Regions from separate parts of the Homo sapiens genome. Here regions 1 and 3 are each linked to region 2. A link is a contact called in ENCODE Hi-C data. All regions are on one chromosome and are shown on one strand. Each heading gives the region's core, a stretch centred on a gene start or an enhancer-like site at or near the end of the contact. The rest is flanking DNA. Distances are from core to core; before and after follow the strand shown. Region 1 holds the start of RPL21 (ribosomal protein L21). Region 2 holds the start of USPL1 (ubiquitin specific peptidase like 1). Region 3 holds the start of USP12-DT (USP12 divergent transcript).

What was found. Hi-C counts contacts between places; a loop is a spot of excess contacts on that map. Pooled maps may share reads with other maps.
Region 1: a map of CD8-positive, alpha-beta T cell shows a loop between it and region 2 (14-fold over the local background). The contact joins the promoter of RPL21 here to the promoter of USPL1 in region 2. A Hi-C loop is called at or near these places in 3 of 168 maps with a recorded cell type or tissue (CD8-positive, alpha-beta T cell and naive thymus-derived CD4-positive, alpha-beta T cell) and 10 of 50 pooled maps.
Region 3: a loop to region 2 is called in a map of CD8-positive, alpha-beta T cell, with 15 times the contacts of the local background. The contact joins the promoter of USP12-DT here to the promoter of USPL1 in region 2. A Hi-C loop is called at or near these places in 2 of 168 maps with a recorded cell type or tissue (CD8-positive, alpha-beta T cell and naive thymus-derived CD4-positive, alpha-beta T cell) and 10 of 50 pooled maps.

Annotation. Positions count from the first base shown.
Region 1 is chr13:27,250,127-27,252,826 of GRCh38, forward strand. It overlaps RPL21 (ribosomal protein L21), which reads left to right and starts at 1,432. Exons shown (of 6, transcript NM_000982.4): 1 at 1,432-1,459. RefSeq lists enhancers at 736-1,935, 754-1,339, 1,147-1,686, 1,340-1,925.
Region 2 is chr13:30,616,486-30,619,185 of GRCh38, forward strand. USPL1 (ubiquitin specific peptidase like 1) reads left to right here and starts at 1,435. Exons shown (of 9, transcript NM_005800.5): 1 at 1,435-1,571. It also overlaps a transcript of HMGB1 not described here. RefSeq lists enhancers at 833-902, 923-1,062, 1,113-1,442, 1,463-1,512.
Region 3 is chr13:27,170,811-27,173,510 of GRCh38, forward strand. It overlaps USP12-DT (USP12 divergent transcript), which reads left to right and starts at 1,449. Exons shown (of 2, transcript NR_046548.1): 1 at 1,449-1,562. It overlaps USP12 (ubiquitin specific peptidase 12), which reads right to left and starts at 1,001. Exons shown (of 9, transcript NM_182488.4): 1 at 782-1,001. The coding sequence starts at 829. RefSeq lists enhancers at 1-87, 1,588-1,777 and silencers at 328-377, 408-477, 548-637, 698-747, 888-1,527.

The DNA.
Region 1 (2,700 bases), core at 182-2,681, 3.4 Mb before region 2:
CCTAAAAATACATACAATCATGAGAAAAACATGAGACAAATTCCATGATTAGGACATCCTACAAAATACATGACCAGTACTCCTCAAAACTCTCAAGGTCACCAAAAGTAAGGAAAGTTTGAGAAACTGCCACAGCCACAAGAGGCATATAAGGAGACATCATAACTAAATGTAATGTGGTATTCTGGATGGAATCCTGGAACAGAAAAAGGGTATTAGGTAAAACCGAAGGAAATCTGAATAAAATGTGAACCTTAGTTAATAACAGTGTAAAATATTGGTTCATTAATTGCAACAAATGTACCATATTAGCATGAGATGTTAATAATAGGGGAAACTGGATGCTGGGTATATGGCATTATCTCAATTTAAATAAACTACATTAAGAAAATAATATCTATTTTTAAAGGTGTAGTGAATAAAACAATGGCCACCCATATATTTAACACCCGGTTTAATAATGGTCAATACAGTTAAAGCCTCCCTTTATTGTCCCCTCCTTACCAGATATGACTGCTTTTCTCAACTTGATTTTCATTCTCTTGTATTTCTTGACTTCTTTAACTACATATGTATGCATAACTAAGCAATATATAGCATTGTTTTACAAGTTTTAGAGTTGAATGTATATGAATTGTCATACTATTTATTTTTCTACATCTTTCTCTTTTTGCCTCATCACATTTCTGAGTTCAGTCTTCTTTTATTGGCGTATAATACTACATCCTAACATCCCATAAGGTATTTATTCTGTTATTGATGGACGTTTCTAATTTTTTGCTTCTACCCACAGCGCTGTTACGTACATCCTTGTTCACTTACCAAAGTTTCTACAAGACATATAGGTAGGAGCAGAGTGCTGGGGTTTAGTAATTGAAAACTTTTACTAGATTTTGCCACATTGCTTTCCCAAAGAGGTTTTAACATTTGCGCACCTACTAGCAGGTGCGTATGTTTAGACGTGTGGAGGAGAAACTATTTAAAGACATACAAACTAGATAATATACTTGCTTCATTCTCGTTTGACCTTCGTACCCAAGCAATTATTTCTGCAAACAAACAAATAAACAACTACTAATAGCACTTCCCGCACCGCCAGCCGCAGTTTTCCCTGCGGAGACGCGGATACAAGGCAGCTTCCGGCGAAGGCGGTGACGCAAAGGATGGCGTAAGCACGCTCGGGACGACGGCGTCCTCTTGATCGCCCTTGAAGGCCCCTTTCCGGGCTGTCTGACACGATGCAAGTGTCAGCTTGTGTTGGCCGGTTGCCTTTCTTTCGCAAGAGGGGAAAATATCCTCACAGACTTTCTGTGTTCTCAGAGACGATCTTCTTCCCTAGAAAGAAGTCGCTTACGGTTGGCGTTTCCCTCAGGCAGCGCCGTGGGCAGCCCACAGGCCCTTGTAAGGCGCGCGCCGCGGCCCCGCCTCTTTCCTTTCGGCCGGAACCGCCATCTTCCAGGTAGGGCCTACGCGTGGCTCCCGGGCGCTAGGTGTTCGACAGACTTGAACCGCGACCTTGTGGCCTCAGAGGTCGTTCATTGGGACCGTGGGGAGACTCTCTAACCTGTTTGAGGTCCATTGGCATGGGCGGGTTAAACCATGTTCTGCCAGACGGGGAGCAGCGTGCGCCGGGTCGGGTCTGGGCCGTGGGCTGAGAACCGGACTGCGATGTTGCGGCCCTGCGGGGGGACATTTGCGAGAAAGACGAGACTGAGTCGCTTGGGGTGAGGCGACTCGAGTTAATCTTTAAAAGACTTCGTTTTATGTTCCCGTGGCTGCATCTCCGGTACTGTGGGTGGCCCCTCTCACATAGGCTGTGTGGGGGCCGCGTGGCCTGATGCCTTTCTAACTCCTTTCAGTGTGGCTTTTTTATTCCAAATCTTGCGATGATGTTGGGTGAGGACTTAAGGGGTAGTAGGAATGGGTTTAAAGTCAGGCGTCGGCTTTAATCTTCTGTGAAGCCTACAGGTGTGAAAACCCGGGCTCTCGGTCGGAGAGTGGGTCCCGGAGTCGTCCTGGGTGATGAACCCTCACTGCCCTTAGTTAATGCATAAGACGATTTCCGACTGTTTTTAAAATTTTGACCCCACATGGTGATCGGACGAAGGGAAAGTGTTTTGAGGTTGCAACACCAATATTTGCACCAAGAGGAGATACTGTTTTGCGAATTCTAGGGCAGCATGCTTTGAGTGAAGGGAAACATTTAGCCATAGTTCATCATTTTGTCTAGTTTGTGGACGTCAACAGAGTCGAGCAAACTGCAGGTTGCTCTTTATGGTGGATCCTAGTTGCCATGATTTTAATACTCTTACAAACTGTAAAGCATCGTTTTGAAAAGTGCCTTCAGTTTTAAGTGTATGGGGTCCATGCTTAAAATGGATTCCAAACTCAGAAAGATGGATCTAGTGGAGGATTATGGGCTCTGGAATCAGGAATGAGTTAACTGATTATGCCACTTGGTGATTCCACAAAGTGACTTGAATCTACACAGTATCACCCTTTGTGTACTAACTTAGCACAAGTTTTTGGAACTTTATACACATCTAAAGGCTTTGGGGATTGGAACAGAGTACCTGGCATTTAAAGGGTTCATCCATTGTAACAATGGTTTGACTTTGGTGAGTTAGGTGAAACATGTCTTCTTGCTATACAATTTTTATAAAAATGGTACTTTGGGAGCCATTCTTAAAGGATTGTTGG
Region 2 (2,700 bases), core at 185-2,684:
AAAATGGAAGTAGCAGTGGTGAACAAGAAAACAACCCTCTGAGTTTTGTCTATTTCAGGAGGAAGTACTACTTTCTCCAATTTTAATCACAATTCATAAAAAAGAAAAACCTAACTAGCTAGATCTTAAATATACAAATACATTAACAATCTAGTAAAGCAACAGAAAAAGGTAAACAAACTAACCAGCCTATTTTTGTCTGGAGAAACCCCAACAAACTGCTGGATTCCTTGGCCATTTGCATTCAGAAGTACCAAAAACTAAAATCCTTTTTACTAAATAATTTCTTCTACACGAGACTTGTTTCCTCCACACCACCCTATCCAAATTGTCAGCATTATTCCAGAATATAATCATTTAGTTTGAGACCACTAAAAAACCCCGCAGTCCAAAATACCAATTGTGGTTTTTCTGTAAAGAAATGGTCAGAAACTACAAATTGTTATCCTAGGACACAGAACCAATCGACCAAAAGGACTTCTGGAATATGCTGCCCCCAAGATTTAGAATGCACAGGCAGAAATAGCATACGCGGTCACGATGTCCCTTAAGCCACATGACCTTCCTACGAAAGCAAAGGCTTAAACTTATCAAATGAGAACTCCCCCTTTCTCTGAAGTTAAAACAAGGCAGGGCAGCTGGAATTAGAGCAGCAGGGACAGATCGGCTGTTGACTAGTCAGAACGGGTCGTGGAATGCAAAGTCCCTGCGCTTTCGCTGCTCCCCTTACCGTGAGAAGATCTGGGAGGGAGGAAAGGAGGAGAAACACCCCAGAATCCTGGTAGAAAAGCCCCTGGCCTCGAAGATGGGCTCTAGGGAGACAGGGAGGGGCAGCTCCGTGTGTGATGACCCTTTGTGAACATGCACTCTGTGGCAGCTTCAGCTCCACCGAGGCTTTGGGAGAGCGGACTACGGATGCCCGGCGCGGCCCAGCTGTGAAGGCCGCGCCGGCGGAGAGGGTCCATGGCACCCCCGCCGGCTTCGGAAGCCCTTCCCTCTCCCACCTCCGCGGGTCACCCCAGGAACCAGCGGCTCCCGACCACGCTCGCGCGGACCACGGAACAGCGACGCGCAAGCAGGTCTCTTTCGTCAGCGTAATCCCTCCGCAGAAAGCCGCGCACTAGTTTTAATCACGCCCCACCCCCTGGCCGCTGGCGCCACCTCCGCCACTCGGGCGCTTTCCAGCAGCTTCCAGAAACGTCGCCTCCCCAAACCCAGCCACTCACACATGGCGGGCTCAGCAGCCACCGGCCCCGCCCCTCCTCGTCGCCGCAGTCGCAACTGCGTCTGCGGCCACAGGGCGGACAGCCACGCCTCTGCGGAGGGCGACCGGAAGTGCTCACGTCTTCACCTTCCCCGCCACGCCACCGTCCTTTCAGGCCCAGCGTGCAGCAGGAAGGAGGACTCTTTTGCCGCGGACTCAAGCCGGAAGCCGCCTTCCTAGTGGAGACGCGAGTGGGGGAGGAGCAGTCCGAGGGGAACGTGGGTTGAACGTTGCAACTAGGGTGGAGATCAAGCTGGAACAGGAGTTCCGATCGACCCGGTACCAAGAAGGGGAGTGCCCGCGGCAGGTAAGGGAGAAGAGGGAGGGGTTTCTTTCCGCTCTCGAAATTGGGAAAAGAGACAGAGCTGGGATGACCTATGGGGTAGTCGGCGCGCTGAAAGGATGGGCTGGGCTGGGACGGGGTTCAAGTGGGAAAGGTTGATGATTAAGGTATAGAGTTGGACTTACAGATCCGTTTGGGCGCAGAGAGGTGAACGCTGAAGAGAAACCAGAGTTTGTTTTCGTTTTCCAAGGAGCGTGGAGATGGGCAGGGTTAACGGACCCTGCGCCTCCTTCGGCTTCTTAGTTTGGGTGTTGAAACTCACCTCCTTTGGTCCTGTTCGTCTCTGATTCAAGACAGTTGGGTTTGGTACCTGACAGGGCTGGGTGCAGAAAGCTGACCCTGTTCCTCGGCTTCCAGGTCGGTTGTGGCCTCGCTTTTGACAGTTCACGTGCCGAGCCTACTCGCTCTCGGAGGGCGAGCTCAAATGGGTGGGTTTAAGGCCCCCTCTTCGAACAGCTGTTTCCCTGGGTTTCTCCATTTTGCACACAGGAGTGTGAATTAAGTTTAATTGAATACTTTTTGCGATTCCCAGGGCCACCTTGACACGTTCATTGTGCTATCTAACTGGGTTCATGCTGGGCTAATAATTCACATTAAGGCTTCTGGAGTATAAGTGGTTCACAGAAGTATGAAAAGGGGATGTTAGAAGAAAGATGCTGGGGGTGAAGTAGAGTTGAGGAAGACAGAACTGGAAAGCTAGGTTGGTTTCACAGTACAATGAGCTTTAGGTCATAATACTACCTTTAGGTTATATTGGGCTGTTTGGACGGAGTTTGCTGTAATCAGGCTAGAGTAAATAGAGAATTTTAAACTAAGCATTGACAGGCTCAGACTTGTAGAGGCATCATTTTGACAGTGATATGGAAGGGAAAGAGGTAGAGATTTGAGACCTTTCCAAAGAACTGTCCACAGAATTTGGTGACTTACTGTGCGAAGAGGGAAATAAAGAATAGGGAACAACTCAAGACTTTCTAGTCTGTGTGTTTGGAAGGATGGAGACGCCCACATTTAAGTGAGATATGGGAAGGAGGAGCAGATTGTTTTTGAAGGGAGGAAGAGCAGTTACTTAGGGTCAAATTAAGTTGTAAAATCC
Region 3 (2,700 bases), core at 199-2,698, 3.4 Mb before region 2:
CTTTTCAAGATTAACGTGCATTCCCAGAGACAAGACTGCCACCTGGACACACGGCTGGAAACGGGAGAGCTCGTGCCTCTCAGAGGAGAAAATGGAGAGAATTTCAACAGTACTTATTTAAAGTTTCCACCTTCACACACGCCCCTTTCCCCCAGCGCGGGGTCGGGGACTCGGCCCAGCCAGCGGCGCGAGGAAATCTGCACTTGACTTCCGTCCTCTCCCAGGCGGGAATGAGCGCTGCCCGCCCCGGCCGAGACCCTTCCTTCCTGCCCGCCGACCCCCACCCCTCCCGGGGACCCCTCCCGCTCGGCGCGCGACCAGAAGGAAATGGAGCCCGCGCGGCTCCGCGCCCCCTCCCCGACGACCCCGGCCCGGGGCCGCGCTCTGGCTCGCGCGCGCCCACCCCTCACCCCGGCACAGGCCGGGCGCGCCTCGGCCCTCGTCCCCGCGTCCCGAGCGGACCCCAGCAGTTCAGCCGGGGACTCCCGGAGGCCGGTGCCCGCCCGACGCCGCGTCTGGCACGGTCGCCCACTCACCGCTACCCTCGCGCCGCCCTGGCCCACCAGGCGGCGCCCCCTCCCCAGCCGCCTGGGCCGCTCACCCCCGCGCTCCCCGCCTGCGCGCCGTCCAACCGCCCCCGCCCGGGCCGCCCGGGCCGCCCAGCCCGCCCGCCCGCCCCGGCGCTAGGCCCCGCGAGCGGCCACTGGGAGAGGCGGGTCCAGCGCCGCCCGCCCGCCCGAGAGGTCCCGGCAGCCCCGGCCGCCCGCTCGCCGCCACCTACCATGGTACAGATGGAGGCGAATTTGGAGACTGTCATTAGGATTTCCATCCGGCCAGCGCCATCTTCCACCCAATCACAGCGGCGGCGGCGGGCGGGGGAGGAGGGGAGCCGGGCCGCCCGCTCGCACCGCAGCCCGCGGGCGGACCCCGAGCCGCCGCGGACCCAACCACCGAGCCCGCTGGGCCGCCGCTGCCGTCGTCGCCGCCGGCGCTCAGGCACTCCCGGCCTCGGGCCCCAGCCCCCGCCTGCCGGCCGCCGGCCCGCCCCCGGCTCCGCCCCGGCGCAGGGCGCAGCCGCTGCCTCCGGGCCCGCGCCTGCACGCGAAGCCGCCCTCCGCCCACCCCGCCCAGCGCACAGGGGAGCGGGCTCCGCCGAGGCCCTAATGCCCGGCCTGCCAGGCAGCGGCGCGGCCAGGCGGCGCAGCCCCGCCCACCCCTCGGCAACCCCTCCGCGGCCCTTGTGCGCGAGCCGGGGAACTCCGGTCCGTCCCCACCCCGCGCGCGGCAGAGGGCAGGACCGAAGGCGGGCGCCACCTCCTGCCCGCGTCCCTGCGGTCCTAGAGCCGGGGACCCAGAGACCCCCGCGTAGGAAGGGGTGCGGCGGGGAGGCGCGGGGGTGGCGGCGGCGATCTGGGAGAACCCTGGAGGGGACCAGCTGCGACACCCACCGCGGGCGAGGGGACGGCGAGCCCCCGCTGCCTAAACAGAAAACGGAGGCGATGATCTGGGTAACTACGGGCGGAGTGGGAGGAAACCTGCTCTGCACAGTTAAGATAACCCGGGTATGCGTCCCAAGCACTTGGTTTGTTTCTTTTTACGTATATTGGATGAATCACCGGAGTCAAACACAACTTAGAAAAAGACAAAATAATTAAACAAAAATGAAGAGGCAAAGAACAAATTACACATGTTTAACTCTTTGAATTAAGAAGAAAGATAAGTAATGGGGGAAGGAGAGGAGCGAAACCTGTTGGCCTGTTGGCGATAAATTTATAATAGGCTTCTAAATATCTGCACATTGAGCTGCAAAATAGGGAGGATCTCAAGCCAGCAGTGATGATGATATTACCAGAGACAGGAAGCCCGCAAGCAAGAAAAATGCCCTGTGAGAAATCCTTAGGCAGTGCTGGCTACTGGCATGGGTAGTTCCTCTTTCTCCTTTTATAAAATTCATATTTGCACCCTGTTCTTCATGCCTGGCAGCTCAGCTTTATTTTTTCCTATTTGAGAAAGTAGTTCAAGTGAGTAGAATAACTTCATAAATTATTATGTTAGAAAGCTTGTGATATTTTCTGATTGAACTCGTGATGGGGTACTTTTCTGGGTTCCCCTAATTCAGTGGGGTTGAGGATCTGAATTCAGGCAGAGCTGTAAAATCAGAAATGCCTCACCTCAAGGGTTCAAAGCACTCAAAAACAAAAAGCATTCAAACAAAATTTAAGTGAAAAATAGACTTCTGGTACATGAATACTGTTTCCATAGTGATTCCATTATAAGCTTGCTTGGGGGGGGAATGCAGATTGAATATAGCCAAGCCCCATGGTAGCCGGACTGGATCTCCAAGCGCCTGCCTCCATGGAAGCCAAGAGCCCTGATACCCCAGCCAGGGGCTTTCCTCTCTATACTTGCAAGCATCACCCACCTGAATTCTTTCTTGCTCTTTTCTACCCCCTGTTTGGACAAGGGTTTCTACATCTTAGACCTCTAGGGCCTACCTGGGCCTTGTCCGAGTGTCACCATGCCCATCTGTGTGCCCGTCCTGATAAATAGCTGTGGTCATCCTGTCCTTCCCACTTGCTGTTCTATTCCAGCAAACAGGTCTGATGTGCCAGAATTTTAGACCTGCCTCCATCCCGCTAACCACCCATATGCCTCCTTGTCCATTAATCCGAACATGTCACAGGAACAAAAGCCACTGGC